Regions from separate parts of the Homo sapiens genome. Here region 1 is linked to region 2. Evidence: read pairs that join two places in POLR2A ChIA-PET (ENCODE). Cell type or tissue: HepG2. All regions are shown on one strand. Each heading gives the region's core, and the rest is flanking DNA. Links, peaks and the distances in the headings are about the cores only.

Region 1 (15,152 bases), core at 5,123-7,622, 200 kb before region 2:
TGTGGTCTTCTGAATCACTATGCTATGCGGCCTGGGTCTCTGACACTTAGCCCTGTTCGTCCTCCAGGGAGAGACATTTGACCAGTATTAAGAGCCTACTGTGTGCCAGGAATAGCTCTAGACACTGGTGATGCATTCATTCACTCAACAAATATTTCAGTATTTCCTGAGTGCTCACTACATGCCAGATTCTGTTTTGTGTTTGGGGTACATCAGTGAACAAAGCTCTCTGCCTTCCTGGAGTTTACGTTCTACTGGAGCAGGCAGACAAGAAACAGGACACATTTAAGAAAATCATATGGTATGTTAGCAAGTGATACACTCTATGGAAGAAAGAAAACTTACAGCATAGTAAAGGGTACCAGGAATGCTGGAGTTGGGGTAGACAGGGTACACTTTTAAATAAAGTGGCCAAGAGAGGTCTCATTAAGAAGGTGGCATTCAAACACAAAAATGGAAGGAAATGAGGGAAGTAACTGTGTCCACATATAGGGAAGAGCATTACAGACAGAGGGAAGAGGCAGTGCCCAGCATGTTGAAAGAACGGCAAGAGGGTAACATGGCCAGAACTGTGAATGAGGAAGAGACAGCAATAGAGATGTGATCACAGCATGGTGAGGACCCAGTCATGGCAGGCCCCCATGTCACTGTGAAGACTCTGAGTGAAATGGAGCGCCCTGGCAGGGCTCTGAGCAGAGGAATGGCCTTTTCTTGTTTTTGTGTTTAAAGAACCACTCTGAATGCTATTTTGAGATGAACTCTAATGTGGCAAGGGTGGAGGCAGGTCAGAGCCAATGCAGTGATCTAGGGAAGAGATAATGCTGGCTCGGGCTGGGCAGTGTTGAAGGTAGTAAGAAGTGGTCAGATTCTGTGGGTGTTTTGAATGTAGAGCCACATTGCAAGACTACCAAGTCATTAAATCAACTGAAACCTGGAGTTTCAAAAAACCTAGACTTAAGAAAACCATTTTCATAACAGAGGAACAGAACATAGGATTTCATGCATGGTGACTTAGAATACTGAAAATTAGTGCTAGTTAGGAAAGAACTATACTTAGACCCAACAGAAAGCATGTCAATAAGAAAACTAGAAAACATAATACATTCCTGTTGTTGTTCCTTGTTTCATTAAATTCAATGCATTCACAAAAATAAAGCAAGCCTCACTAACAAAGCCACATCATTTATAACTTTGCCCTTGTGATTGTGCTGTGAGTACATTCCACAGACAGAGTTAACAGTATTTTAAGAACCATTGCTTCTTTGTTTTCCAAGCTGAACCCTGTTTTACTCCATTGGGAAATATAAATAATGGGAGAAAAGGAAGCAAGATAATGCAAGTATTAATTAACCATTCCTGATCCCTATGACTACAGACACTTTGTGATTATAAGAATCCTAAGAAAAATGGCTTTTTTCTTCTAGGCTTCATCTATTAGATGCTAATGTGGAGAACAAAGTGGCCAGATGAACTTGATTAGCATCACTCTAAAGGAAGATGAGTTGTACCTAGGCAGTTGTCGTGGGCTTGGTGTTTTTTACCTTCTCTATATAGCACAGGAAGTGTTTTGCTGCTAAGACTCGGTGGATCATCATTTGTTCTTTTATCATGGGTGGGTGTGGGCAGAAGATGAGCATCAACAATATTTACTGCTTGACTCCTATGTGCCAGCACTCTGCTACTGTCTCATTCTCCTTTGTACACCCAGTTTATAGTCTTTTAATTCAGCCTGACAGTGTTCTTTATTGAGGTGCACACCATCATTAATGTTCACAGCTGAATGAAGATCTGGCTTTCTAAACAGCTACAGGATTGATGGTTTTATATTAAGGGAGCATTCTCCTCAATGGAGCTGACTTTTAAAAGTGGACTCTGGCATTGGATTAAGTTCTGAGTATTAGGAGATCACTTAGAAGGTCTGTACCTTCCTGCTTGCCTGGTGGCTAATTGTGCAGCCATTATCAGATTCCTGATTAAGAAAGTATATGATGAAAGTTTCCTATGAGGAAACTACTGTGGATAAAGGCCTAAGCTTAGCCTCTTCAAAATACGATTAAATATTAGGTTGGTACAAAAGTAATTGTGGTTTTTGCCTAATAGTTGAGGCATTCTTATTAATCAGGATCACTATTTCTGGAAGTTCTAGCCACTAATAGGCAAGAGAATGAAATAAGTATACCACATTATAATTATTTGTGAGAATTATTAAAAATAATAAAAGTTCAATCAGAAGCCACTGCTAGAAATCACATTACATGTCTTTGAGAGAAAGCCCAGGCACAATCACTGCTGTCTGGGCAGAGCCTCAGAAATCAACTTGCTCACTTAAGGCAAAGGAACATTTACTATTATACTGAACTTTGTCTACACTCAAAAATGGGATCAGAAGAAAGGGAAAGGTTTGTGAACCTCAAGTCCAAGAATAAAAATAGAGGGCTGAAAATGAAAACTCTTATTTTTTAGCTGTCTCAAAAGGAAGCCAGACATTACAGACCAAGGACCACTACTATAAAAGCCTTGGATATAAAGTCAAATTTCTCACATTTTAAAACTCTATGCTATTGCTTCCTTCCTCTCCTCCTCCTCCTCCTCCTGCTGAGTGAAGAGCATAGGCCCTAAATCAGGCCACTTGGTCCAGATTTCCCTTCTACCACTTACTAGTTGTGTGACCATGGAGATGTTACCTGGCCTCTCTAAGCTTCAGTTCCCCTGTCTGTAAACTGGAGATAAGAATAGGACTTATCTCCTAGAGGTACATTTGGAAGAAAGAAAGAACTACTACAAAACACACACACACATACACACACACACACACACACACACACACACACACAGAGTCAGTGCTTCAGGAGCAATGACAATGGGGGATCTTTGTCATAGCCTACTGCCAGGTTTGAGAAACCCCAAGGGATACAGTAGATGGTACAGTGATGGAGGTTGTCACTAGGCTGGATGGGGGGAAACAATTGAAAGAATGTACTCGAAGCTCAGTTTGGAGGTCCAGCATAGGAGAATGGCTGGGGGAGGCAGGAACAACAGCCTAACTCATTTAAAGAATAGTAGAATCAAATATATCCCTCACAGCTTCCAGCGCATGATCTTTATAAATGTGTCTGAATCCAGGAAGATTGCTTCATAGCAAGACACACTTTCCCCCGTTGCCATGGAAACAGCACTGTTCTCATGTGTCAGGAGCGCATGCAGACACACACACACGCACACACGCACGCACACACTGTATGTTAATACATTCTGGTGTTCTTTATACTTCTAAAAGGACATGTTCAGAGCCAGAATTTTACTAATTCCTATCATCCACTTGTTATCTATTATCTGTGTTGTTATGATGTTAAAAATACTGATTTTAGGTTTTTCTTCAATATAATCTCTCCTAGAAGTGAAATAATTCATTATTTGCCCCTTCACCTAGCTCCAATTTTTCTCCCACCCCTTAAACGAACATACTGTAGATCTCAATGCCTATAGTTTATTAATGTTTTAGAAACCTGTTTCAGATCCTAGTCAATTTCTTTGATGGGTAGAATGATGCATTTTGTGTACTTCATGTTCTTAAATATTCTCCATCTAAAATATTGTTTTTACACTGGTAAAATGGCAATTTCTGGGAAGAATGTTGATGAATCACAAGTTTGTATGAGTGTGGGACTATAGTGGTCTGGTTCAGTCTTCAATCTGTATACACTTTAAAAGAAACTAAAGGAAACTGATATGGAGAAATATATTATTTTGACAAGTGTTTCTTGGGCATCTACTATCTCCATATATGACCCAGTTGCCCCTGAGAGCTAATTCCAACTACATGGAGATGCTCACGATCAATGATGAGATGGCATGGTGCATGAGAGTCAGGGAACAGTCTTCAAAGCTCAACACAACCAGCTGTGGCTTTCACTTCACTTGAATTAGGTCATAGAGTCATAACCTGTAAAATGAGCAACTTGGACTAGACTACCTCCCTGGTCAGCTTCAAGACGCCACGGCTATACTTCCATTTCAGAACCAGGCCCCATGGAGTGTGTGGTTGCTTAGACAGCCTCAGTAAGTCCCCGTCTAGGAAGTGACTCAGCCATGTCAGTGTGGGGCTCACACCCCAACAGGCTTCCCACTCCTTGCTGCACCAGTCTTCACCCCAGACCTAGGCCCTCTGGGTGGGGTGGAGCTCCTTCCCAGTGTTCCCTCCCTTCTCCTTCTGCCCACCTCAGATCTACCCTTTGTCACTTGCCTACTGAGACCAGCCAACTTGAGGCAATCATTCCTGCCAAGTTAGCCAGTGGCTGCATATATCATACTCAAGGCAACATTCTTATGGTAAAAATTTACTTTCTGCAGATACCAACCCTGGTAAAGTCTCCAATTTATTTCCTACAACAACTAACCTTCTCACATTCTTTGTTTCAGCCTCAAGGGCAGTTCCTGGAATTCACCAGGCTCTTCACTGCCCTCAGCCTTGGCCTCTAGCCAATGCTGCTGCCACTGCCCAGAAATCTTCTCCTCCACTCAGCACTCTGTTAACTCCTTTCCGCCCTTCAGCAACAGCTTCCAAGTCTCTTTCCCCAACTGAGCCCTCTGCTATTCTCTTTTCCGTCATAGATCTTAGCAGAAAGTACAAACATCTCCCTCAGTAGATGACAGATTTCATGAAGGCACTGTGCCACCGTACACCTGGTACCTGCCTGGTACACAGCAGGGGCTCAGGTTAATAACCGTTGGTTAAATACATGGATGAACAAATGAATGAAAGCACTGTCTTAACCCAAAGATGAGACAGATGGTAGGAATTGCAGGCCCTGGCACATGTCGATGGGGGAAAGAGACATTTTTGAGCAGGTGAAACTTGTCTCTTATCTCTACCTGCAGTGCTCACCTGACTCCTGAAGGACAGACACTAGCAGCAGAAAATATCATCACTCCCAAATGTAGCTTGTCCTATAACTGTTTGTCAACAATAAGGCTTTGACTCACTACAAAAGCTTTCTTCACATGAATTCAAAGCATTTTGCTTTGCATTTGAGCAAGCCTGTTGGTGACAGCAGTCCTTAGAATGTGAAGCACAATGGTTTAAACATTAAATTGAGACCGTAAGGCTGAAACTTGTTCCCATCTCACAACGAACCTTTGGCAGAACAAAGACCAGAATCCAATTTTTGTCAATCAAGTCACTTTTCCCCTCTGGGCCTCAGTTTCCTCCTCTGTAGTTGAATGTACCTCTTCCTCCACTTCACTCTTCCCAAAGTGCTGGGATTACGGGTGTAAGCCGCCGCACCTGGCCTTCATGTTTATATCTAAAAAAAAAAAAATCACTCACATGTGAACTTTTCTTTAAATAATTGGCTATAGAGGACACATTTTCTTGGGAATAAAAAAGGCACTAGTAGTGCTATTTTTGTTGTGCCGATTGATGCCAGCAGATTTATAGTTGCCCTACTTGTTCTGTTTGTCTTGCCTGCAGAGTGGATAGGTGGCTGGGTACATTGCCCTCAAATCTTTGAACAATGGCCCCAGCTTTAAAATGTGCTTTCTTGTCCTATTTTCACCACTGAATCAATGTTAATTAGAAAAATCCTTTAACCTCTTTATGTCTTAGTTTTTTCACATGCGAAATGGAAAGAGCACCTGGCTCTCCACATGCCTAGAGAAATCTAGCACGGGGTGGTTAGAATTTGTGACTGCTGCCCTGTCAGTTCCATGGAGATGTCTGGCCTCTGGGCAGTATGGAGATGCAGGCTTGCCAGCAGTTTGTGATGCCTCTTTTGCTGGGTCCCATGGAAGGTTGCTAGATGCCCTGACTCCTGGTGTTCTATAGCCGGAGAAGACAGATTCGGTGTTACTTCTAGAACAGTGCCTCCCCACAGGACCAAGTCTAATCCGGTCTGATCTGTAGCCAATGAGAAAAATAAAGATAATGTGGTGCATGTGTCTGTGTGTCTGTGTGTGAGTGTGTGAGTGTGCATATTGTCAGTTGTTCTTTCTTCTGAGATAATGTGCTTCCTATTTTTCGGTGTGAAATTGTTTTTTTTTTTTTATGTCCATAATGCATACTTGTCATAAAATTTCAAAGTCTGCTTTAAAACACTGAGCTGAAGGACAACCCTGTTATTGTTTCCTAGATCTTCTGTGACCTGGTTTTGACAGTCAATGATTAACTTACTTTGGCTAGAAGAGGTAATGCTAAGTGTTGGAAGTTTACTCAGCTTCTTAACTAGAATTGCACTAACATTTACTAAGGGTACACTGCGTGCTAGGAACTGTGTTTGATGCTTCCATGTACATCATTTTATTCAATCCTCTTAGGAATTCTATGAGGTTGGAAGTGTTATAGCCATTTAAAATAAGGGCAATCTGAAGCTCAAAGAAGACAAACCACTTGGTCAAGGTCCCCAATTGTTAACCATCAAAGTCTGAATTTGAACTTGGTTTGTCTGAGCCCAAAGTCCATAGTTTTTAACCTCACTAGCCTAATTCTGTAAATAGATCTGGGATGAACAGGACTCTTTCATCCATGACGCCTTCCTATCTGCTGAGTTGGTGAGAGTCTGAAGAGGGGCCAAAGCCAGGGACAAAGTGAGACCAAGTCCCTGAGTCACACAGTGACCTTGAGTGCATTCCAGAGATCAGACTGAAACATCCTCGATGATCTCTTCTGTGGTATCATCTACCCTTGATTTTCTATAAATAGGAATAATCAATGTTGACTGGACTGAATGACACAGAAGCAAACGAATTGTTTGTCCTCCAGGACTGTAACCAGCAATCAGCCTTGTATTCAGTGACATTTGGGCCAGTATTTACTTCTTTATCTCATATCTGTTTTGTCTGTGATTAAATTCCACTATGAAGGTGACCAAGAAAGCTAATGTTTTGAATTTTCAAGATTTCATTGTTAAGAAATCTGTTCAAGGAAAGGCCAAGTCTTTGGGCAGAATGACCAAATGCTCCTAAGCCTCAAGTTTGCGAACTTTATTTCAAAAAGTAGAGTACTGGTCTTTTTAGCTAAAGGTTCCCATTCTGTAGGTCTCATGGGGGTGTCCTGGAATCAAACCTGGGGATTGAATATAGGCAGAAGATCCAGGAACACACATTGGGAACAGTTCTAAGATACCCACATTTCGTTCAAGAGGCATATATAATCATCATTGGCTGGCTGGACACTTTTCCTTTATTGTTTTTCTTTCCAATCAACAGGGATGAAGAATAGCCCTTGTTGACCCTACATGCCAAAAACAAATTGCACGAGCCTCCAAATAATCACTTTTTGGAGGGTATATTTTAGTACAAAAAAATGGACCAAACTGAAGAAGCCTTAGTTGTAGAGTCCAGAGGGTTGAAATTGGGGAGGGGTGAGAACCAAGGTGTCCTCATGGGCCAGGAGAGCACACCCTGGCCCATGCCTTTCTTAAGGACAAGGCACGTGCTGGGCACTGTCAGCGTGGAGTCATGAATCCGGAAGAAGCAGTTGCACTAACTCAAAAGTCCTTTAGCATTTACAGACAGTTCTGTTTTTATCGAGTATAAGCATATCTTCCGAATGCTGCCTGCAAATGCCAACTCTCTGGCTGGCGCCATGCTTCTCCAAGGTAACGCGCTCTGTGTGCATGGCTGTCTTCATGGCTGTTTATAGGCAGAGAACAATTCTCATTGATCAACACCTGGGCTGAACCAGTTGTTCGATATACAGGCATACCTTGTTTTATTGCATTTCGCTTTATTGCACATCCTAGATACTGCTTACTACTTTTTTTTTTATATATACAAATTGAAGGTTTGTGGCAACCTGGCATCAGGCAAGTCTATTGGTGCCATTTTTCCAACAGCTTGTGTTCATTTCATGTCTTTGTGTCACATTTTGGTAATTCTCACAATACTTCAAACTTTTTCATTATTACATTTGTTATGGTGAACTATGATCAGTGATTTTTTTCTTTTTCTTTTCTTTTTTTTTTTTTTTTTTTTTGAGATGGAGTTTCGCTTTTGTTGCCCAGGCTGGAGTGCAATGGCGTGATCTTGGCTCGCAACAACCTCTGCCTCCCGGGCTCAAGCAATTCTCCTGCCTCAGCCTCCCGAGTAGCTGAGATTACAGGCATGTGCCACCATGCCTGGCTAGTTTTGTATTTTTAGTAGAGACAGGGTTTCTCCATGTTGGTCAGGCTGGTCTCAAACTCCCGACCTCAGGTGATCCACCCGCCTCAGCCTCCCAAAGTGCTGGGATTAACAGGCATAAGCCACCACACCTGGCCGATTAGTGATTTTTGACGTTACTGTTTTATTGTTTTGGGGAGCCATATAAGATGGAGAACTTAATAAATGTATGTGTGCTAACTGCTCCCCTGACTGCCTGTTCCTCCATCTCTCCCTTACCTTGGCCCTCCCTATTTCCTGAGACCCAACAATATTGAAATTAGGACAATTAATAACCATACAATGGCCTTTAAATATTCAAGTAAAGGAAGAGGAACACATCTCATCTTCTTTTTTCTTTCTTTTTTTTTTTTTTTTTTTTGAGATGGAGTCTTGTTCTGAGGCCCAGGCTGTAGTGCAGTGGTGCAATCTCGGCTCACTGCAACCTCCACCTCCCAGGTTCAAGCAATTCTCCTGTCTCAGCCTCCCAAGTAGCTGGGACTACAGGCATGTGCCACCACATCCAGCTAATTTTTGTATTTTTAGTAGAGACAGGGTTTCACCATGTTGGCCAGGCTGGTCTTGAACTCCTGACCTCAAGTGATCCACCCACCTTGGCCTCCCAAAATGTTGGGATTACAGGCGTAAGCCACCATGCCCCGCCACATCTCTCGCTATCAATCAAAAGGGAGAAATTATTAAGCTTAGTGGGAGGTATGTGGGAGGCCAAGATGGGCTGAAAGCAAGGCCTCTTGCACAAAACAGTTGGCCAAGTTGTGAATGCAAAGGAAAAGTTATTGAAGGAAATTGAAAGTGCTACTCCAGTGAACACATGAATGATAAGAAAGCAAAAGAGTCTTATTGTTGATATAGAGAAAGTTTGACTGATCTGGATAGAAAATCAAGCCAGTCACAATATTTCCCTAAGCCAATGCCTTGTCCAGAGCAAGGCCCTATCTCTCTTCCATTCTTTGAAGACAGAGAGAAGTGAAAAAGTTGCAGAAGAAAAGGTGGAAGCTAGCAGAGGTTGGTTCATGAGGTTTAAGGAAAGAAGTTGCCTCCATGACATGGAAGTGCAAGGTAAAGTAGCAAATGCTGATGTAGAAATTGCAGCAAGTTATCCAGAAGACCTAGCCCAAGACAGTTGATGAAGGTGGCTACACTAAACAACAGATTGTCAGTGTAGGTAAAACAGCCTTCTATTGAAAGAAGATGCCATCTAGAACTTCCATAGCTAGAGAAGAGAACTCAAGGCCTGGCTTCAAGTCAGCCTTCAAAGGACTCTTTTGTTAGGGGTTAATGCAGCTGGTGACTTTAAATTGAAGCCAATGTTCATTTACCATTACAAAAATCCCAAGGCCCTTAAGAATTATGCTAAATCTACTCTGCCTGTGCTCTAGAAATGGAACAACAAAGCCTGGATGACAGCACATCCGTTTACAGCATGGATTAGTGAATAGTTTATGCCCACTGTTGAGACTTACAGCTCAGAAAAAAAAAAAGATTCCTTGCAAAACATGATTGCTCATTGATGATGTACCTAGTCACCCAAAAGCTCTGATGGAGATGTACAGGGAGATTAATGTTATTTTCCTGTCTGCTCACACAACATCCATTCTGCAAATCTATGGATCAAGGAGTAATTTTGACTTTCAAATGTTATTATATAAGAAATACATTTTATATGATTATAGCTACCATAGGTAGTGATTCCTTCAATGGGTTTGGATAAAGTAAATTGAAAATCTTCTAGAAAGGATTCACCATTCTAGATGCCATTAAGAACATTTTTGATTCATGGGAGGAGGCCAAAATATCAACATTAAGAGGAATTTGGAAGAAGTTGATTCCAACCCTCATGAATGACTTTGAGGAGTTCAAGACTTTAGTGGAAGAAGTCACTGCAGATATGGTGGAAATAGCAAGATAACTAGAATTATAAATGGAGCCTGGAGATGTGACTGGATTGCTGCAGTCTCATGACCAAACTTCAATGAATGAGGAGTTGCTTCTTATGGATGAGTAAAGAAAGTGGTTTCTTGAGATGGAATCTACTCTTGGTGAACATGCTGTGAACATTGTTGGAATCACAACAAAAAATTTAGAATGCTTCATCAACTTAGTTGATAAAGCAGTGGCAGGGTTGGAGAGGATTGACTCCCAATTTTGAAAGAAGTTCTACTGTGGGTAAGTAAAATGCTATCAAACAGCATTGCATGCTACAGAGAAATATTTTATGAAAGAGTTCATCAATAAGTCCATTATTGTCTTATTTTAAGAAATTGCCACAGTCACCCAACTTTCAGCACCACTACTCTGATCAGTCAACAGCCATCAAAAGTGAGGCAAGACCTTCCACCAGCAAAAAGATTAAGACTCGCTGAAGGCTCAGATTGTTAGCATTTTTTAGCAATAAAGTACTTTTAAACTAAAGCATATCTGTTTCAGACATAATGCTATTGCACACTTCAGACTACAGTATAGTGTAAACATAATTTTTATATGCACTGGAAAACCAAAAAAAGTGTGACTCGCTTTATGACATTATTCACTTTGTTTTGGGGGTCTGGAATCAAACCTGCAATGTCTCTGAGGTATGCCTGTACTTAATGTCATCCCTAACTGTGACAGTGCCTCTTGGGCAAGTTTATCTTTGAGGTTATTTTGGACCATGGAAGGTCACAAAGAGTGAAGCGTATAAAGGGTTCCCTGAGAAAAGAGAGTTGGAACTTGAGGCAAGGTGGCAGGAGGAAGAGGAGAGAATACAGCTAAAAATACTTAGTATGGTGTCCCTAATTGGTGAAACTAGGCCAAGGTTGGCAAAACTTTTGTAGGAGAGTCAAGTCTGAAGGATGGTTAGTGGCTCCCTGGAGTCCTGATCTGGAAGAATTTCTGCAGTCACAGACAGCCTCAGCGGTGATATCTACAATGACTGATTACTGATGTCTGCCAAGGGCCCAGGAAGAGGTGTGTTTGGCATATTTGTCAGCCATGCTCTGGTGGACATGTGGATACATTTTGAACTTTTTGGCCTTTTGCTGATCTTTATTTTCAGAAACACACACCAGCATTTCTTTTCTCCTCATGCATATTCATGGCTATCTACTTGCTGCTCAAATAAGAGATTTATAGTAGTTTAGGCAGAATCTCTCAGAGGTATCTGAGCTAATGAGCAGTAAACACCACTCAGCATATGTCTCTAGAAACTCTGGGCAGGGAAGCCTCTACAAGTTGGTCATCCCTGTGTAGTCACTTTTTCTCTTTGCAACAGATGTCCAATACTCAGGTTCTCCCATGCCTCCAAAACAGCTGTCACCCTCAAATCCCCTGGAGTGGATCACGACTGTGGCAGGATCTATGACATCCATTATGGGTTTCACACAGAAGACATGATAGAGTGATATGAACTGTGACTGTGCTGTCACCAGCACTTTTAGTTATAACTGAGCTCTCTGGAAATATCTGCACCACTTGAGGGAGTTGGTGTCCTCAGCTGTGTCCTGCTGCATGATGTGAAATGGTAGAGGCAGGCCATTTGCCTCACTCCCTTATTGCTACACTGCCTGGCTCTTTGCTATTTTTATAAAAAATCAAGTTTTCCTTAAATATCAAAGAATTTTGGCCAGGTGTGGTGGCTCATACCCATAATCCCAGCACTTTGGGAGACTGAGGTGGGTGGATCACTTGAAGTCAGGAGTTCGAGACCAGCCTGGCCAACATGGTGAAACCCCATCTCTACTAAAAATACAATAATTAGCTGGGCATGGTGGCACACGCCTGTACTCCCAGCTACTTGGGAGTCTGAGGTGAGAGAATTGCTTGAACATGGGAGGCGGAGCTTGCAGTGAGCCAAGATTGTGCCACTGCATTCCAGCCTGGGCAACAGAGCGAGACTCCATCTCAAAAAAAAAAAAAAAAAAAGAATTTTATCTTCAGGGAGCCCCTCTGTTTTAGTCTACTTGGGCTGCTATACCAAAATACCATAGACTGGCTGGATGAAACAACAGAAATGTGTTTCTTTATAGTTCTGGAGGCTGAGAAGTCTGAGATCAAGATGCTGGCTGATTCAGTTCCTGGTGAGGGCCAACATCACAGCCTCTAGACAGCCACCTTTTTGCTGTGTCCTCACTTGGTGGGGAGAGAGCAAGCTGCCATCTCAAGAACAGTGATCCCATCATGGGGGCCTCCCTCAAGATCTCATCTAAACCTAATGACCTCCCAGAGGCCCACCTCCCAATACCATCACATTGGGGGTGAAGACTTCCACCTAGAAATGTGAGGGGGATACAAACACTCAGTCTGTAACACCCTCCTTTATGGAAGGTGTGTCTTCATTAGAAAACACCAATCCTTGATAATATAACCAAACTTTTTAACACTAAAGAGTTTGGCTGGGCGCGGTGGCTCGTGCCTGTAATCCCAGCACTTTGGGAGGCCGAGGCAGGTGGATCATGAGGTCAGGAGATTGAGACCATCCTGGCTAACACAGTGAAACCACGTCTCCACTAAAAATACAAAAAATCAGCCAGGCGTGGTGGCGGGCACCTGTAGTCCCAACTACTCGGGAGGCTGAGGCAGGAGAATCACGTGAACCCAGGAGGTGGAGGTTGCAGTGAGCCAAGATCGCGCCACTGCACTCCAGCCTGGATGACAAAGCGAGACTCTGTCTCGGAAAAAAAAAAAAAAAAAAAGTTTGACCTGAACGTTTTGTGCTTTGGGTTTTAGTGGGGTTGGTGTGCTTGTGCTACCGAGTTGAGAGAATAGAGAGCTTTAATAATTATTAGCATTTAGCAAAATAATGATGTTTTCAGTTTTAAAAAGAACAGTAAGTGACTCAATTCCTATTGCTAATTGTAGAAAATGTCATGGTGGAACTGCGTGGGGAAATACAGAGGAAACTGCAGTGGGTTGGGGAGGAGGACCGTTTTGAACTGCTTTTTGTTAAGAGAACTGACAATTCTGCTTGTCGAGTTGTTAATACAATGTTGAAGTTCAGGTGCTGTATCTGATTTCAATTCCTGACTCCTCCACTTAGTAGCACTGTGACTCTGGGCAAGTTACTGCATCTCTCTAAGTCTCAGCTTTGTCATTTCTAAAATGAAAGTAATAATAGTTCCTACTCCATGGGACTCAATGAGGAGAAGGTTCAATGAGGAGCTGGGAGTGGTGTCTCTTGCCTATAATTCCAGCACTTTGGGAGGCTGAGGCAGGAGGATCGCTTGAGCCCAGGAGGTCAAGACCAGCCTAGGCAATAAAGTGAGACTGTTGCTACAAAAAAAAAAAAAAAAAAAAAAGCCAGGCCTGGTAGTGTGCACCTGTGGTCCCAGCTACTCAGGAGGCTGAGGTGGGAGGATCGCTTGAGTTCAGGAGGTCGATGCTGCAGTGAGCCGTGTTCACGTCACTGCCCTCCAGCCTGGGTGATAGAGCCAGACTCTGCCTCAGAAAAAAAAAAAAAAGAAAAGAAAGATTCAATGTGAATGTATGCAAAGTAATTCAGGATTGTGTCTGGAACATGGTAAGTGCTCATTAGATGTTAGCTATTATTATTATTAGTATTATTAGCAGCATGGTGGGAAAGATACAGCACTAGGAAGCTAGAGCCCTTTCCCCAATTACTGAGGTACGTTGACAGTAAAAATAACAACGACAACAACAATAATAGCAACACTTTTATGTACTAGGCTCTTAATATTATTACTATTATAATCATCCCTTACTTATAACTGTGGAAATTGAGTCACAGAAAGATTAAATAACTTGCCCAAAGTAACAAGGCTAATGACCAGCAAGGCCAGAGCTTGAATCCAGGCAGCCTGTTGCAGAGCTGACATGTTGAACTAACATGATGTGTTGCTTTTTTTTGTCTATACAGTTAGGGCCATGGCTAGAGGCAACGTGTAGACCCAGTAATCTGTTGGGATCCCTCCATGTCTCGGATCCTTGGGAATGTCCCTGAGTTTAGATCTACTGTTATGCTCTATATCAGACAATGAAAAACACAGTTCTAAGTCCTTAGCTTGGGAAACTCTCATAACATTTGGCTTAGTGAAGTCAAATGGTACAAAATTCAAAAGTAAAAGGCACATGGTATAAAGTCTTACTTCAGCATCCAGCCATCTAGTTCCCTTGCCCGGAGATAGCAAATGTTAGCTAATGGATCAACTTTGAGCAAATTGTTAACCCAAAACTTACCTCTTTATCATCCAAGACAAACACTGCTTCCATGCCCCACCTCCCATCTGTGCTCTGACTTCCTGGCTGGAGACAGAATTCTCAATGAAGGAGAGAAACAGAAGTAGTTTCTCTTCAGTGCCAGCCTCACCTTCCCTTCCCTTCTCTTTACGTCTCCCCTCCCCTACCACTCCTGGGTCTTTCTTTCCCAACTCAAACTATCACCACTTTACACTACACTAAAGGTATCCTCAGGAGAAGGTTGGGACATCTGCTTTAACTTCCACAACTCCTTTGCTACCGTGACTATCATTCTGGGTTTATCACCAATTAACATACCACTCACGCTGTGAAGTATAAGGGCTGGTGTGGCTGGACCACCAAAGAAGACTCATTTGCTGTAATATTCCTAAACACAGAAAGAAAAAAAAATAAGATTTTCTTTCTCTAAGTATTCTAGTACTAAACCTTATAGCTACATATGTACAGGAACAGAGAGATATCAGGACATGCTATTGATCTCATTTGCAAAACCCCAAAATAATAGCAACAACAAACTAAGCATGCACACATTGACTAGCAGTTTAAACTGTTAACAGTGAATATGTTACTTACCAACTATTTTAACTTTTAATAAGAAGCATGAATTTCATATATATACACATATATATGTATATATGATTTTCAGATCGCAGATCTTTTCTCCCCTTTTTATTGTGGTAAAATAACATACGCTTTACCATTTTAACTATTTTTAGTTAGTTGTTTGTTTTTAACAGAGGTGGAGTCTCACTATGTTGCCTAGGCTGGTCTCAACCTCCTGGACCCAAGCACTCCTCCCGCCC
Region 2 (15,152 bases), core at 5,708-8,207:
TGGGCCCTGAGGCCAGCGCAGCCACTCCTCAGATGCAGGACCTGGGGAGCGTCACAGAGCCAGCATTCCTGACCCTGAGGGCCCCAGGCTTTGATCTCTCTGCTTGACCTCAGATTTGCCAGAAAGAAGGTGACAAACTTCAGCTGGGATCAGTGTCTGAGACAGGCCACCCTTATTCCTCCGCACAGTGTCATCACTGAACTGCAGCTAAACACTGAAGCCCCTCGCACTCGAGGGCCAGGCCAGATGGCCACGCTGGCCCTCCTCCACCAACACTGCTTTTTTGTTGTTAGAGATAGGGTCCTGCTCTGTCACTCAGGCTAGGGTGCAGTGACCCAATCATGCAGTCTCAAACTCCCAGGCTCAAGCAATCCTCCCACCTCAGCCTCCCAAGTAGCTGGGACACAGGCATATGCCACCAAGCCCAACTAATTTTTGTGTTTTTTTGTAGAGACGGGGTCTCGCCATGTTGCCCAGGCTGGTCTCAAATTCCTGGGTTCAAGCGATCTGCCCACCTCGGCCTCCCAAAGTGTTAGGGAGTGTTATATATTTGTCAGTAATTTTTAGTAAGTTTACAAAGTTGTGCAAACCTCACCACAGTCCAGGTCTAGAACATCTCTACCATCTTCCCAGAGTTTTCTGGAGCCTATTTGTAGCCAATCCCTGGGCCGTAGGCAACTACTGATTTGCTTTGTCTATAGATTTACCTTTTCTGGACATTTCATATAAACAGAATCATACAATATGTAGTCTTTTGTGTGAGACTGCTTGTAGAGTGAATTACACTGTAAAAGCTAGTAAAGTAGCTGGCTAACGGAACCAACAGAGAAGTCTTTCGAAAGAATGATTCCTCATGGGAATACTTTCTTTTTTTTTCATGGGGGAAGGAAACAAGGGGAGACAGGAAGGAGCAGACAGAGTCAGAAGCTAGCAGTGGCTGGCAGGCACCTGCAGGGGCTGTGGAAGCTGGAGCCTAGCACTGACACTCTGCCGGCTGGCCTTGTTTCCCCTAAGCACACACCTGTCTTGTGCTTCTGTTTCCAACAACATATTGGATTCTTTAAAAGGCAGGACTTAGGTCCTTGGTGCTGGTATGTTACCAACAGCTGTCTCAAAGTGGAGAGTTCAAAAGCAGGGAAAGAAGACTCCTGCCCCAGAGCAGATCCTGGCCCTAATGATATGTTCTCACATGCCTTGGACTGCCGCTGTCCTGACACATTTTTGAGATTGCTGACTGGTGGTCTCTTCCAGCTGACTTGAAGCTCCCTGAGGGCAGGAACCCTGTCTGTGTCTGCTCACCACTGTCTCCCTGACATCCAGCACAGTGTAGGGTCTTGGCATGTGGTGGATACAGCAAAAAATACTTATTGAACTAATCAGTTAACTGATGGGGTCTTCCATTAGTTTGGAAATAAGGACTGGCACTCAACGGTGACAGAATACTTTGCCTAGAATCAAACCTGGCAAGGCTTTTTAATTTTTTTCTTTCCTTTTTTAGAGACAGGGTCTCACTCTGTCACCCAGGCTGGAGTGTAGGGGCACAATCATAGCTCGCTGCAGCCTTAGACTCTGGGGCTCAAGCAGTCCTCTTGCCTCAGCCTCCTGAGTAGCTGGAACTACAGGTGTGTGCTACCATGTCCAGCTAAAGATTTTTTTAAAAGAAAAAAAAATACAACCTTGAATTTGTGCAACCATTAAAATGTCTACATATGTCAGAATAGGAAGAAAGCAAGGGGTCAGAACACAGGCCATTCCCATACTTCCAAAGGCCCCTCTATAAACCAGACCATCGAGGTGTGGGCAGTTCAATCGCAGCCACCTGGGCTGCACTTGGGAGACAGGATTCAGCTGTTCCTTTCTAAAATCAAAATAGCACCTGGGCCTGCTTCCTGAGGTGGCACTCAGGGCTGGCCCAGCCATTACCAAACCCCCCAGGGCCCTGCTTGCACTGGTGCCTGCGGTCTTGCTGGGGCTGACTCCTACCTGGGTCAGTGTTGACCACGACTTTGCTCTGAGTGAGCAGGGAAGGGGAGAAGCCGATCTCCAGCAGCCAAGGCCTGAGGTCCACGTAGGCATCTGCGAGTTGCTGGAGCAAGTAGAGGAAGAACTCGGACACCTCCTCGCCCTTGCTCTGTACCAGGTCCAGAATTTTGCGGACCTGGAGGTGACACAAGCATGAGGGCACGGGCTGGCATGAGGGGCATCCTCCTACCATAAGGACCCTCAGGCAGGCTCAGGGCAGGGCTCTGAGTTCTTAGTACAGCCGGTAGCTATGCCATCCCCCCAGCTGCTGTGACAGTCAACATATTGGAGCCCGAAAATCTGTGAAATGACCTCCTGAGCAAGAAATAAAACCACTCAGCTCTAAGAAACCAGGAGGCTTCCATGAGCCTAAAAATAAAAAGGACAGACAAATAGCCATGGACTTCTCTACCTCTTTTTTTTTTTTTTCTTTTTTGAGACAGAGTCTTGCTCTGTCACCCAGGCTGGAGGGCTGGAGTGCAATGGCACAATCTTGGCTCACTGCAACCTCCACCTCCCAGGTTCAAGGAATTCTCTTTCCTCAGCCTCCCAAGTGGCTGGGATTACAGGCACCCACCACCATGCCCGACTAATTTTTGTGTTTTTATTAGAGACGGGTTTTCCCCATGTTGGCCAGGCTGGTCTCAAACTCCTGACCTTAGGTGATCTGCCTGCCTCGGCCTCCCAAAGTGCTGGGATTACAGGCGTGAGCCACGGTGCCCAGCCTTCTCCTTGTCCCTCTTAACCTGACACAACTGCTGTGCAGGAATGAGAGTGGAGAGGTGAGAACCACCCCTTGGGCATAATGAGGTAGGCACCTGGGCCACACAGTAGGAGGGCGATAGGCCATATATTAAAAACGGCTTTTTTTCTTGTTAAAAATGTGGGAAAACAAATCAAGAGAAGAGAACAAAGCACACGAGTGTGCTACTGCTTCCCCCAGAAACCGTCCTGGTCTCTTCTGAGTCCCAGCGGGGTCATGTCATAAATGAGTTGTGTCATTCCTCTAACCAAGAAGGAATTTGTGGTCTCCATTTTATTTTTCAGGAGATAACGCAAAGCGTAAGTGGAAGTAAGGGCTGTTAAGGCGTCCCACAGTGGAGCGGGGAAGATTCTTCACTGTGGACCCACCGTGGGATGTCATCATTCCTGACCCTGAGTCGGTTCCCCTCCGAGTCTCACCCAGCAACAAGCAGCCCTCCAGCCTTCAGAGGCACTGAATGAACATCGCTGCTGGGGATGCTCTTATGCTTATGTTCTTTTTCCCTCCTAATTTAAAGGGGATCTAAAAATGAAGTGTCTGGGAACCAATACACACAGCAATGAGAACTGAGATGTCAGGGTTTGCTCCAGACACAAACACAGAAGTAAAATACCTGACTGTGCAACCTGCTAACCCAGGCATTTGTGTGCTATTAGTACCCCAAAATGCAGCCCTGCCCGCTGGACTAAACTCCCACGCTCTTCACTCAGATCAGCAGGGAGAGGCCTCTTCTAGCTCCCGGGGTCCACACAATGCCATGCCCGTCCCTGTCCCCGGGGCACCTTGTCAGGCTGGGTGGGGCAGGCACACACAATCTCCGCATCTTCGGCCGAGAAGTAGTCATTCTTCAGCAAGTTGTCCACCAGACACTGAGTATTGCGGATGTGAGTGACCAGAAGTTCCCGATTGCTTTTCAGTAATTGAATGTGGGGGTGAGACTCTGATGGGATTATTTCCATCTCACTGTGGCCCTGCTCTTCCATAGTTAAAGTAGCAAGCGGCTACTTTTCCCAAATTCATCTTCAGCTGCGTGTGTCCTCTCAGCAGAAGGGCAATCAGGATTCAGGCCGCGCCCTCCAGGGCCCCTGCTACTCTGCGCAGCCCCTGAAGAGATCAATGACATCATCAGCAAAGCAAAAGCTACAGAAAGAGCTCACCCCACCTCCCACTGGTTGTGGGGTTTCTCTACCTAGAGCAGGAAGGAACCATGCTTAAGACCTTTATCTGGCCAGGCAAGTTGGCTCATGACTGTAATCCCAGCGCTTTGGGAGGCTGAGATGGGTAGATAGCTTGAAGTAAGGCCAGTAGTTTGAGACCAACCTGTGCAACATAGTGAGACACCCATCTCTACAAAAATAAAAAAAATTAGCCAGGCATGGTGGCGCACCTGTAGTCCCAGCTATTGGGGAGGCTAAGGCAGGAGGATCACATGAGCACAAGAGTTCAAGGCTGCAGTGAACGATGATCACACCACTGCACTCCAGCCTGGGTGACAGAGCAAGGCCCTGTCTCTAAAAAAACTTTTATCTTAGATGCATTAAAGAAAAAAAATCATAATTTAATTGTTTGCACTTGAGGGTTACATCTCTAGGGTAGGTGACCAGAGATAGCCAACTCTTTTTTATTTTTAAATCAAAACATCTTTATTATTACTATAAAGCAAAAGTGTGCTTTGATCCTATACTGGGATAGAGATGGAAAGGTGTTTATTTTACATAATAAGGTTAACAGGGCTTGGAGGTTTCTGCATTCCCCAAGCAGGGAACAGGCCCAGAACTGAGAAAGAAAGACCTGTGGGGTTTGGTGGGAGACGGTCTCAGCACAAAATAGCCTGAGAAGAGAGACAGCAGCATGAAGTCTCCTGTGGTAGCCAGAGGCAAGGAACCTGCGGACGGTGATGTCTCAGTCACTGTTGCCCATTTTGGGTTGTGCTATAACCTCTTCCCCCGTGTCCTTGACCTTCAGCAAAGTCTGTTATACACAAGCACCCTGGGAAAGGAGGGAAAAGCAATAGCCCATGTGGCATGAAGTGGGACAGAGGGAGGGCAGAGGGGCAGGAGGAAGAGGGAGAGCCGGCACAGAGTTCCTGGGATTAGATTCCCAAGAGAGGTATCTCTCTGGAAACCCTTGAAAACCTGGTACAAGTGCTGAGTTTCTTGTCTGGGTAGGAACAGGGACCCAGGCTATTTTATTTGGGCATTAAAAAACATTTGGGTTCATCTGAGTTATCCCAAAATTGCACTCACTACCTTCCTTGTAACAATAACAGCAAAAAATAATAATTTTTTAAAAAAATCCCACAGAAGATCCTTCAGCCTCTTCTTGTCCAGGAATACTTGCGTGTGTAAAATGATCTTGGAAGTGGAAAGGCCTGGAATTGGCCACTTTGTCGTTTGTCTAGGCAGGAAAACTCATGCATTTCAGAGAGAGAGTAAAAAAAAGGTTTTTTTGTAGTTCAAAAAAAAGCTCATAGATCTTTTAACACTATCCACATCATTAATATGTTTCACAAGCCACATCTGTTAACATTCAGGTCCAGTGGTTCTCAATTTTTTTTCCACCAAGTGGCACATGAGTCTCCTGCTCTTTGACATGCTTCTATGTTTTCTTTTTTTAACCTATCAAATGCCAGACCCCACACAATAGCTTTCTTTTTAGAATCCAAATGATAGAGCAGGAAAGAGTAAAATTTAAAATTATCAGCAACAGAAGGGCAAGAGATCCTCACCAAAAAAATTTAAAGGTATGAAAATATTAGTTATTGTTCCAATAAAAGTTATTAAATACTAATCCAGCCTTTTCTTTTTTTTTTTTTTTTGACAGAGTCCCACTGTGTGGCTCAGGCTGGAGTGCAGTGGCACAATCTCGGCTCACTGCAACATCTGCCTCCTGAGCTCAAGCAATTCTCCTGCATCAGCCACCCGAGTAGCTAGAACTACAGGCGGGTGCCACCATGCCCAGCTAATTTTTGTATTTTTAGTAGAGACAGGGTTTCACCACGTTGGCCAAGCTGGTCTTGAACTCCTGACCTCAAGTGATCTGCCCACCTCGGCCTCCCAAAGTGCTTGGATTACAGGTGTGAGCCACCACACCCGGCTATTTTCCATGGCAGTCAATTCTATGACCCACTTTAGGATCCTTAGCTTTAGAAAATCGGTTCATTTAAAGCATACCAGCTGACAATATTAAATTTAAATTAGCAGTTAATAATACCTTTTTAAGTTTCTGGCATCATTCTTTGAAGTTAGAATATTTTAAAACAACATTGTTTAAATCTTCAATTTCCAATTTATTTCTGGAATCTGCAAAATCAAAGAAAGACTTAAAAAAATTATTGTGGCACATGGTGAATGAATGAATAAAATTGGCAAGAGAATAATTTTAAAATCTAGTACTCCCAGGTATCAGACTACTCTCTGTACCTTCTTCTTTTAGGACAGTGTTTTCTAAATGTTCAACGTCCCCACCATAGTCACTTTTTTGTTGTTCTTGCCATAATTGAGTCACACCTGTCCTTTATTTGCTTAACCTTTTGCTTTCAATTGAGTTTTGAAAACTCTAATAATTTTAAAGGAATGTAATGTCACCATTAGAAACAGAAAAAAAATATCCTTTGCAATACATAGAAAGTAACACAAAAATTAATTCACCAGAAATACCACAATGTTACTGTATTCCAGCTAGTCCTGCTGCCTGGAAAGGCTCCAGGGTTGGGGCCTGTTTTCTCTCGGAAGCATTTGAGAGATGTTAAAGACACAGTAGCACAGAATTGAGACTTTCTCTTTAAGATCATCACAAGGCTGAGAGAAAACTGGAAAGAAGTCACTTCTCACTTTGTGATTCAGCATTTTGCAATGCCATGCTCCATTCTTTAGAAAGCTGGGAAGGGGTGTTGCACAGCTTCCTTCATCCCTCCTTTCCCGACCTTTGCCCGCCTACCACGAGGGGCCCGTTTTACTCACTGCTTCTGTCTCTTCCAAGCCTGCGATTCCCATAAAAACAGCAACTTGTCTTCCCAGATGTTTTCTGTAATCGCCGCCACAATCTCCACCTCTTGCCATCAAAGGCAGAAACCGAAGGAAAGTCTCCTGACTTACAATCACCTAAATAAAGCAATATATTATATGACAGCCATCTGGCAAGGAGGCTGCTTTATAATGTCCAGAGCCCTGGCTGAAGATTTAATCAGGTGTGCAGAGTTAGCTCAATTCAGCAAGAACTTAACAAGGTATGGATGTTGGAAGGGAAAGCAGAGAAACTGAACTCTGCCTTGGTAAACAGAATCTAAGGGTAGACCAAAACCATACCATGGGAGACTGGAGATCAATTCGAAGTTCATGGGCACTTATTACCAGAAACACCAGACAGCCAGAGATCTGCTGGCCCTGGGGGGCAATCCTTTCCTTTCTTTGCTTGGTAAAGGGTGGGTCCAGTTGATGAAGACGGTCTGGTCCTCTCTTCCAGGCAAAGAGAGGACGGAGATTGGGCTGGGGCCAGGTATCTGGGAGCTGGGTCTGCTCTCCTGGGTGGAGCTTTCCCAGGCCAGTGGTGCAGACCAATGGGGACTGAAGTTGGAGATCCTGGTAAGACAGCTCCAGGGATACCCAAAGGAAAAAACCAAGCTAATGGAGGCAGCCAGAAAACAGGACACACCGCAGAACAAAAGATGGATCACCAAGTGGAAAAATGAAGCAGAGGAGATCGGAGGAGGGTGAGTCCACCACCAAAAGCCATCTCCTGAGGCAAAGGCAGGTGGGGGTAGAGCCTGTGGGCAGTGAGGGAGCCCCGAAGGGAGCTGGGGGTTGCACAGGCATTTCCTCTCAACCGCTCTTCTTTCTAGCTTTCTGCCCTCAGAGAGGGTTAGTTTCCAGGGTAAGGGAATCCCAGGGGCAATTCACCACTCCGGGCTCCTCACAGAAACCAGTGCCCAAGTCCCCTCCTGCAATGTGATCTTCCAAACTAAAGAAAAGGTCTGCAGAGCCTCCAGGAGAAGATTCAGGGAAGCTGCTCTGGTGAAAAGGAAGCAGGGATTGCAGGATGGCGGATCTTCAAAGGGAAAAAGGAGACCATAGAGCAGCTCTGTTGAATTGAAATATGACACAGCTTTCCTAGTAATTTAAAACTTTCTAATAGCCACACTAATAAAAGTAAAAATGGACAGGTGAAATTAATTTCAATGATATATTTTAATTCTAATACACTCAAAATATTTCAGTATGTCATCCATACAAAATTTATTTATTATTATTTTTTGAGATGAAGTCTCACTCACTCTGTCGCCCAGGCTGGAGTGCGGTGGCGCAATCTCGGCTCACTGCAGCCTCCGCCTCCCAGGTTCAAGCAATTCTCCTGCCTCCGCCTCCTAAGTAGCTGGGATTACAGGTGCACACCCCCATGCCTGGCTACTTTTTGTATTTTTAGTAGAGACAGGGTTTCATCATATTGCCCAGGCTGGTCTTGAACTCCTGGCCTCAAGTGATCCTCCCACCTCAGCCTCCCAAAGTGCTGGGATTACAGGTGTGAGCCACTGCACCCAGCCCATCAACAAAAAATTTATTAATGAGATAGTTTACATTCTTTTTCTTCATACTATGGCTTGGAAACCTGGCATGTGTTTTAATCGCACATCTCAGTTTGGATCAACCACATTTCCAGTGCTCAAGAGCCACATGCGGCCAGGGGCTACTCAAGTGGACAGTGCCACTCCAGGGCAATCACTAAAAGCTAGGGTGTTGAGACATCAGAGTTCCTGCCTGCTGCCCTTCCATTTGAAATACTGATGCCAGGAATGATCTTTGTTGTTGTTGTTGTTGTTGTTGAGACGGAGTCTCGCTCTGTCACCCAGGCGGGAGTGCAGTGGCACAATCTTGGCCCACTGCAAGCTCCGCCTCCCGGGTTCACGCCATTCTCCTGCCTCAGCCTCCCAAGTAGCTGGGACTACAGGCACCTGCCACCATGCCCAGCTAATTTTTTGTATTTTTAGTAGGGACGCGGTTTCACCGTGTTAGCCAGGATGGTCTTGATCTCCTGACCTCGTGATCCACCCACCTCGGCCTCCCAAAGTGCTGGGATTACAGGTGTGAGCCACCGTGCCTGGCCAGGAATGATCTTAATTGGCTTTTCAGATCAGTTTCATCGGCAACTCAGTGAGACAGAGGTTAAAGACGTGAGGTCACTGAAAATTCTGCAAACTCAGGAAGAAAATACACACTGGACCTACTGGTTTATACTCAATGTAAAATTCTCTTCACTGCTGCATACAATTTTGCAGCTTTGCATCCTTGCAAAGATAGAGAGTAAGATACAAAAATGCTGTTGATGTTTGGTGAGTCAGGACTCTCCTATACCACTGGTGGAAATGTAAATCTGTGGAAGTCTCTGGAAAGTCCTTTGACACAATATGTGTCAACAGACTCTGAAAACTTTCTATTTAGTAACTTCCCCTTCTAGAAACCCGCCTTTTGAAAAGAATCAGGGGTTCTGATGGGTTTTTTTTTTTTTTTTGCTGTTTTTTCTTTTTAAACAAGGGACTTCCAGTCCTGGCTATAATAGAATAACTTGTAGCTCACACAGAGGACAACTGCTGGTGAATGGATTGACAAAGTATAGCATATTCATACAGTAGAACACAATTCAACAATAAATGCCAATGAAACAAGAATCCATCATGAATGAGTGTCACAGATACTACACTGAGTGAGAGAAGCCAGACTCAAAAGAGTACTTAGGGCTGGGTGCAGTGGCTCACGCTTGTAATCCTAGCACTTTGGGAGGCCAAGGCAGGTGGATCACTTGAGGCCAGGAGTTCGAGACCAGCCTGGCCAACATTGTGAAACCCTGTCTCCACGAAAAATACAAAAATTAGCAGGGCATCGTGGTGCACACCTGTAATCCCAGCTACTAGGGAGGCTGAGGCAGGAGAATTGGTTGAATCCGGGAGGCGGAGGTTGCAGCGAGCCAAGATCGTACCATTGCACTCCAGCCTGGGTGACAGAGTGAGACTCCATCTCAAAAAAAAAAAAAAAAAGATTTCATGCATATGATTCTGAAAATCTGATCTAGAAATCAGATCAATGGTTTCCTGAGGCAGGGGGCAGATGGGAGTGGGGGAGAAATTGACTGCAAAGAGGAATAAGGAAAATTTCTGGGGAGATAGAAATGTTCTGTGTCTTGATTGCATGCTTGCTCTCTCCCTTGTATACAGTCACATATGTGTGTGTATGTATATATATGAATATACATATAGATACATACGACTTGTCAAAAGTCAGCAACCCATATGCTTGAAATCTGTGAATGTTATTGTATGAAATTACACTTCCATGAAATTGATTTTCTTTTAAGGAAAGGCAAAATAAAGTTTTTCCAGACAAAAACTGAGACTTTGTTGCTACCGTATCTGCACTAAAATGAACACTAAATAGAGTTTTTCAGGTAGAAAAAAAATGATCCCAAGACAAAAACAAAAATGATGAGCAACAGGAAGTGTTCATAAGCTGGGAAACAGAAATGGGTACTAACCGAACTATATTATATTAATATCTCGTGAGGTCACCAGGACCCCTCAGGAAATGATTGACCTAGAAAGGAGTCTCACCTCCTGGAGAGCAACCAGGACTCTGTCCCTGAATCCTGGGGTGGCCCCAGAGAAACCACAGATACACACTCACTCAGTGTCACTTTCACCGCAGGCTTCTTTCTTTCCTTGCACTGTCCCAGGGGACCTTGAGCGGAGATGTGCATTTCTTATAACTGAGATGCTAAGATTAAAAAAAAAAAAACATTTTATAAAGATGTTCTCCACATGTACCTTTCTATGTTTTAATAACTTTTTCTGTAAGTATAAAACAATACCTGCTCACTGTAGAAAACTTGGGAAATGCAAAAAAAAAAATTAGAGGAATAAATTAAGTTCCCTATTATCCACATGCAATAACCACTATTCTCATTTTGGAGCACTTCCTTTCAGCTTTTCTCTGCATGCATTTGCGCCCACACTGACTTTTTGCATGTTTGGCATTACACCATGTTTTTGTTGTTCTCTTACCGTTATCTTGTGTTTCTTTGTAACTGCTAAGGCCCTCTTTGGAGCTGCAGAAGCTGGCTTCTGGATGACTTGGCTTCTAGAAAGCAGAATGTTTTGCTTTCCCTGGTTTTTCTCTTATAAAGAAGGGTAAGAACTCACCTGCCACTCTGCTGCTTTAAAGCTCTGCATCTGAGAAATTCCACGTGCCAAAGGGAGGCTCAAAGATAATGGCAAATGGTCTCCCTTTCCTCGGCCCGGCCATGCCTGCCTGAACTGCTAAAGCAAACCTGGACACCTTGCCCAGCAGCCTCTGCCAGCTGCGAGGCACATGACAGTGCTCTACCATCAGCGTGACCCGTGGGATAGCTGCAAGGGGGTGGGCAGGGGCAGAGAGTGGTGGGACAACTCCATGAGGTTGCAGCTGTTCATTCCTTCTACAGAGATCCACTGAGCACTTCCTCATGTCCGGCCCTGCAACGTGCAAGGGCCCCAGCAGGGCCTAGTCTGATAATAGCTAACACCAAGTGTTGTACTAGGGCATCAGCATGGATGTTAAGGCTTTATACACATGGTGAGAGGCAGGACAACATAAGGGTGAAATCTGTGGTGTCTGGGATCTCTAGAGACAGCAGTGTTCAAATTCTGACTCATGAGCAAATTAGAGGGAAGTTCCTGCTAAATGGACCATGTTTGCTGGTGATTTTAGGCTGTGGGGAACAGGGGCACTCTCAGTTTATGTCTGTTCATGGGACTTTATTATAAGATCACTGATTATAAGGACCATCACTTGTTAGCAAGTTAGCCAGCCTTTCTGTGCCGTGATTGCCTCAAGGTAAGAGTTCCACCTCAAAATGTTGCTGTAAGGATTAAGTGAGTTAATATGCACAAAATGCCTAGGCCAGGGCTGGCACTCAGTAATGAGCGAATCATTTACTAATTTCTGTTATCTCAATCCTTGCAACAACCCTAGGTGCCAGGGGTCATTGTTACCGCCAATTTACACATGAGGAAACTGAGGCACACAGAGGTCAAGTAGCTCCCTGCCCTCACAGAGTTTACAACTGGGCAGGACAGACAGACACAGAACAAGGAATCACAAGTATGGTGAATGTGTGGAAGCAGAAATGAGCAGAGAGAGACAGGGGGGTGCCGTGGCTCTCAAGGGCTTCCTTGGGCTCCAGCCAGCATGATCACAGACGTGTCTGCTCCCCTGCAGCCCTCTGTAATGGCAGGTGACAGGGAGACCCAGTTAGAGCTCCTCTCTCAGGGAGTTTGAATTTGAGACATTTAGAGAGATGCTGAGTCCCAAAAACCCACAGGAGGTGTGGGTTTGGCTGCCCACAGCTGAGGCCACCAGCCACGGCTTCCCTTATTTTGTGTATCTTTATAATAAACCCCCATGAACATAGCCTCAGTGTGCCCCTGTTCTCTGCAGCCTAAAAAACACTAGCAAACATGATCCATTTAGCAGGAGCTTCATGCTGTGCAGAATCACCCAGCAGAGGTTTCCCTGCTCCATTGTGACTATGAGCGCCTTCCTCCCAGCATGAGCAGACAAGACTAGACTCCATCCCAACTGATGGGGCCAGATTGAGAACAGAAACCTCAAGAAAGTCATTTCCCATCATCAACACTGGCCTCATGATTTCACTCTTTCTTCAGGCACCCAATTGTTGGGAATCATTATTCGCTCTTTTTTTTTTTCATGTTTATATTTCAAAATAAATAACACAGCTTTCCATAAATTGGTGTTGCAACAGTAGCAGCTAAGATTCCTAACAGATCTAAGCCCTGTTATAAAACATTCTTTAGCAATGTAGCAGATGCTATCTTAGAGTTACAACCCAGCGTTTTTCAACAGTGAGCTCTGTGTAGTCAGGCCATTCTGTAAGTTTTTCTACTGTGATACTTGCTATATAGGTTGGTAACAAATACAAGCATAAGCAAAACCAAGGCCAGCTTTGCTGGCACCCAGGTCATATGGAACCTGGCCCAGTGCCATGCCATCTGCCTCTGCTCCTGTCCTGACCCTCCCTCCTCAAGCTCTGACCACTTCTTGAAGTGAGTTCCCAAACAGCTCTGCTCTCTGCAACCTTGGCGGCCACAGGAAAAGGCCAGTGATTTTATGAACACAGAAAGGATTGGCTTCTAGGATATAACTTTATGGGTCACAGGAGAGTTTTCAAAGACTTTCCCACCCCTTCCTTGAAAACCAACACAGTGGTAGAAGTATTCAGTTCATCAAACAGTTCAGGTTCTTCTCCTAGACACCTGGTAGGATTACACTTCCCTACCCCTTTGAAGTTACAGGCTTTAACTCATGAAACATGAGCAGAAACAGAATGTGTTGCTTTGGGTAGGAGGCTTTTAGCCATCACTGCTTAATTTATCAATGTGCAATTTTTTTTTTTTTGCTTCTGGCACTATGATTAGCACAAGATGGGGGCAGCTGCATCAGCTCAGGCCCACAAATAACCACAATGAGTAGCTCTTGCCAACTCGCAAAGGACATAAGATATGAGGAAGAAATCAACCTTGATTGTTTGATAGCCAGGCATGGTGGTGCACGCCTACTGTCCTAATGACTCAGGAGGCCGAGGCAGGAGGATCACTTGAGCCCAGGAGTTCAGAGTTCGAGGCTACAGTGAGCTATGATCACACCACTGTACTCCAGCCTGGGTGACAAGTGAGACCCCTGTTTCTTAAAAAATAAACAAAACAAAAAACCTTCGTTGTCTGAGCCCACTACATTAAAGGATCCCTCTTAGCACAGAAAAGTCACTACAACCTTTTTCAGATACTATAACTATTTATGGAATTAAGATTTAAGATAAAATATAACACCATTCCCTGTCTACCTCAGACTCAGCAGTAATCTATATAGGGAGATACTGCTTTACTAGGAAGAAAAATAGGCAGGACATGCACCTTCTTTATTTGTCCTTGGGTTACATCATTCACCTTCTCCCAACTTGTGTTGGGTCCTGCCACCTCACTCCACCCCTCACTTGGCTCCACAGAACCACATCCATCATTTCTGTTAGAATTACTGGGTTGGTATCCCTAAAAGCCAAGCCGACCAGTGATGAAAAAGAACACGGTGGAGCTGCATGTACTGACATAGAAAGAGCCTTAAGACATCCTGTCACTTGAAAAATGTAAGTTGCAGAAAGAAATATAGAGTATAATAACATTTATATGGCTTGCCCACATCCCCTGCCCTCCAAATACACAAAGCACTCCACGTTCTCTATAGGCATACGCCCGTGAATGTAAATGCAAAGAAAACCACCTGTGAGAAGACACACGGTGTGAGAATGAAAATTACTTCTGGAAAGGGAGAGGACACCAGGAGTAGGGTAGGACTTTTATTCGTAATGTTTTTTTTTTTATAAGAAGGCTATACACTTGCATGATTGAAATATTTTAGGGCCTTTTCCTCATTAGGGCATCTCAGGACATCTTGAGGCAGGCCAGCACAACATTCTCAGCGACTGCCTTGTTTTGAGGAACTATGACTTTCAACTCAAAGGGCCCACCTGCCCTAGAGAGAAAATGCTTGGTCTTCATTAAACTAAACGATGGTTCATTAAGACCAAACAAACTCAGATGAGATGTTAAGACTTTCTGTGCACCTGTAAATCAATAAAAAGCTCTTCCTGTTTTGTGAAAGTATCACAATAAATCTGATGGGATTGTGGGTGGGAACAGTTTTTTTTGTTGTTGTTGTTATTTTTGTTTGTTTGTTTGTTTTGAGACAGAGTTTCACTCTTGTCACCCAGGCTGGAGTGCGATGGCGTGATCTTGGCTCACTGCAACCTCCGCCTCATAGGTTCAAGTGATTCTCCTGCCTCAGCCTCCTGAGTAGCTGGGATTACAGGCACCTGCCACCACACCCGGCTAATTTTTGTATTTTTAGTAGAGACGGGGTTTCACCACGTTGGCCAGGCTGGTCTTGAACTCCTGACCTCAGGTGATCCACCTGCCTCGACCTCCCAAAGTGCTAGGATTACAGGAGTGAGCCACCGCACCCGGCCTATATTTTGTTTTAAATTTAGTAGAAGGCCATCAACTTAGGGTATTACCATTAAGCCTAGTTAGAAATAAGGAATATAAAGTGAAAAATAATCAGTCCCCACAAAAATAGTACAGAGCAAAAGTCAACAATACTGGCTTTCAAGTGGATTTTTAAAATCCCAGAGCCACAAGAAATACCATATTGAAGAAATGCTCAATGGTTGCCAAACGTTTCATTTCCTTTGTCTTGTATTTCCTCTTTTTTTCATAAAACACATACCTCTGAACACTTCAAAACATTAGCAGCTCAACTGCCTTCTGGAA

What was found. Peaks named below come from ENCODE experiments on the same cell type or tissue, not always from the same donor. Only the 100,000 strongest peaks of a DNase experiment are listed, where the experiment ranks them.
Region 1: POLR2A ChIA-PET joins it to region 2 with 5 read pairs; 1 of 35 experiments calls an interaction of 5 or more read pairs at or near these places.

The regions. Positions count from the first base shown.
Region 1 is chr7:30,248,978-30,264,129 of GRCh38, forward strand. The region is part of intron 2 of LOC124901607 (a long non-coding RNA gene); the gene reads left to right. LOC105375218 (a long non-coding RNA gene) reads right to left here. Exons shown (of 4, transcript NR_136267.1): 2 at 14,647-14,716; 3 at 5,135-5,303. Among named protein-coding and RNA genes, the nearest start is that of ZNRF2, 28 kb to the right of the region's middle. RefSeq lists an enhancer at 6,087-6,231 and a cis regulatory region at 6,153-6,166. In HepG2, for the core only: no CTCF peak of the experiment used is centred there; DNase peaks (open chromatin) are centred at 6,174 and 6,494; H3K4me3 peaks cover 775 bases.
Region 2 is chr7:30,453,154-30,468,305 of GRCh38, forward strand. NOD1 (nucleotide binding oligomerization domain containing 1) reads right to left here. Exons shown (of 14, transcript NM_006092.4): 2 at 6,748-6,888; 3 at 5,999-6,087; 4 at 3,568-3,889; 5 at 1,984-2,158. The coding sequence starts at 3,768. Among named protein-coding and RNA genes, the nearest start is that of NOD1, 18 kb to the right of the region's middle. In HepG2, for the core only: no CTCF peak of the experiment used is centred there; a DNase peak (open chromatin) is centred at 6,678.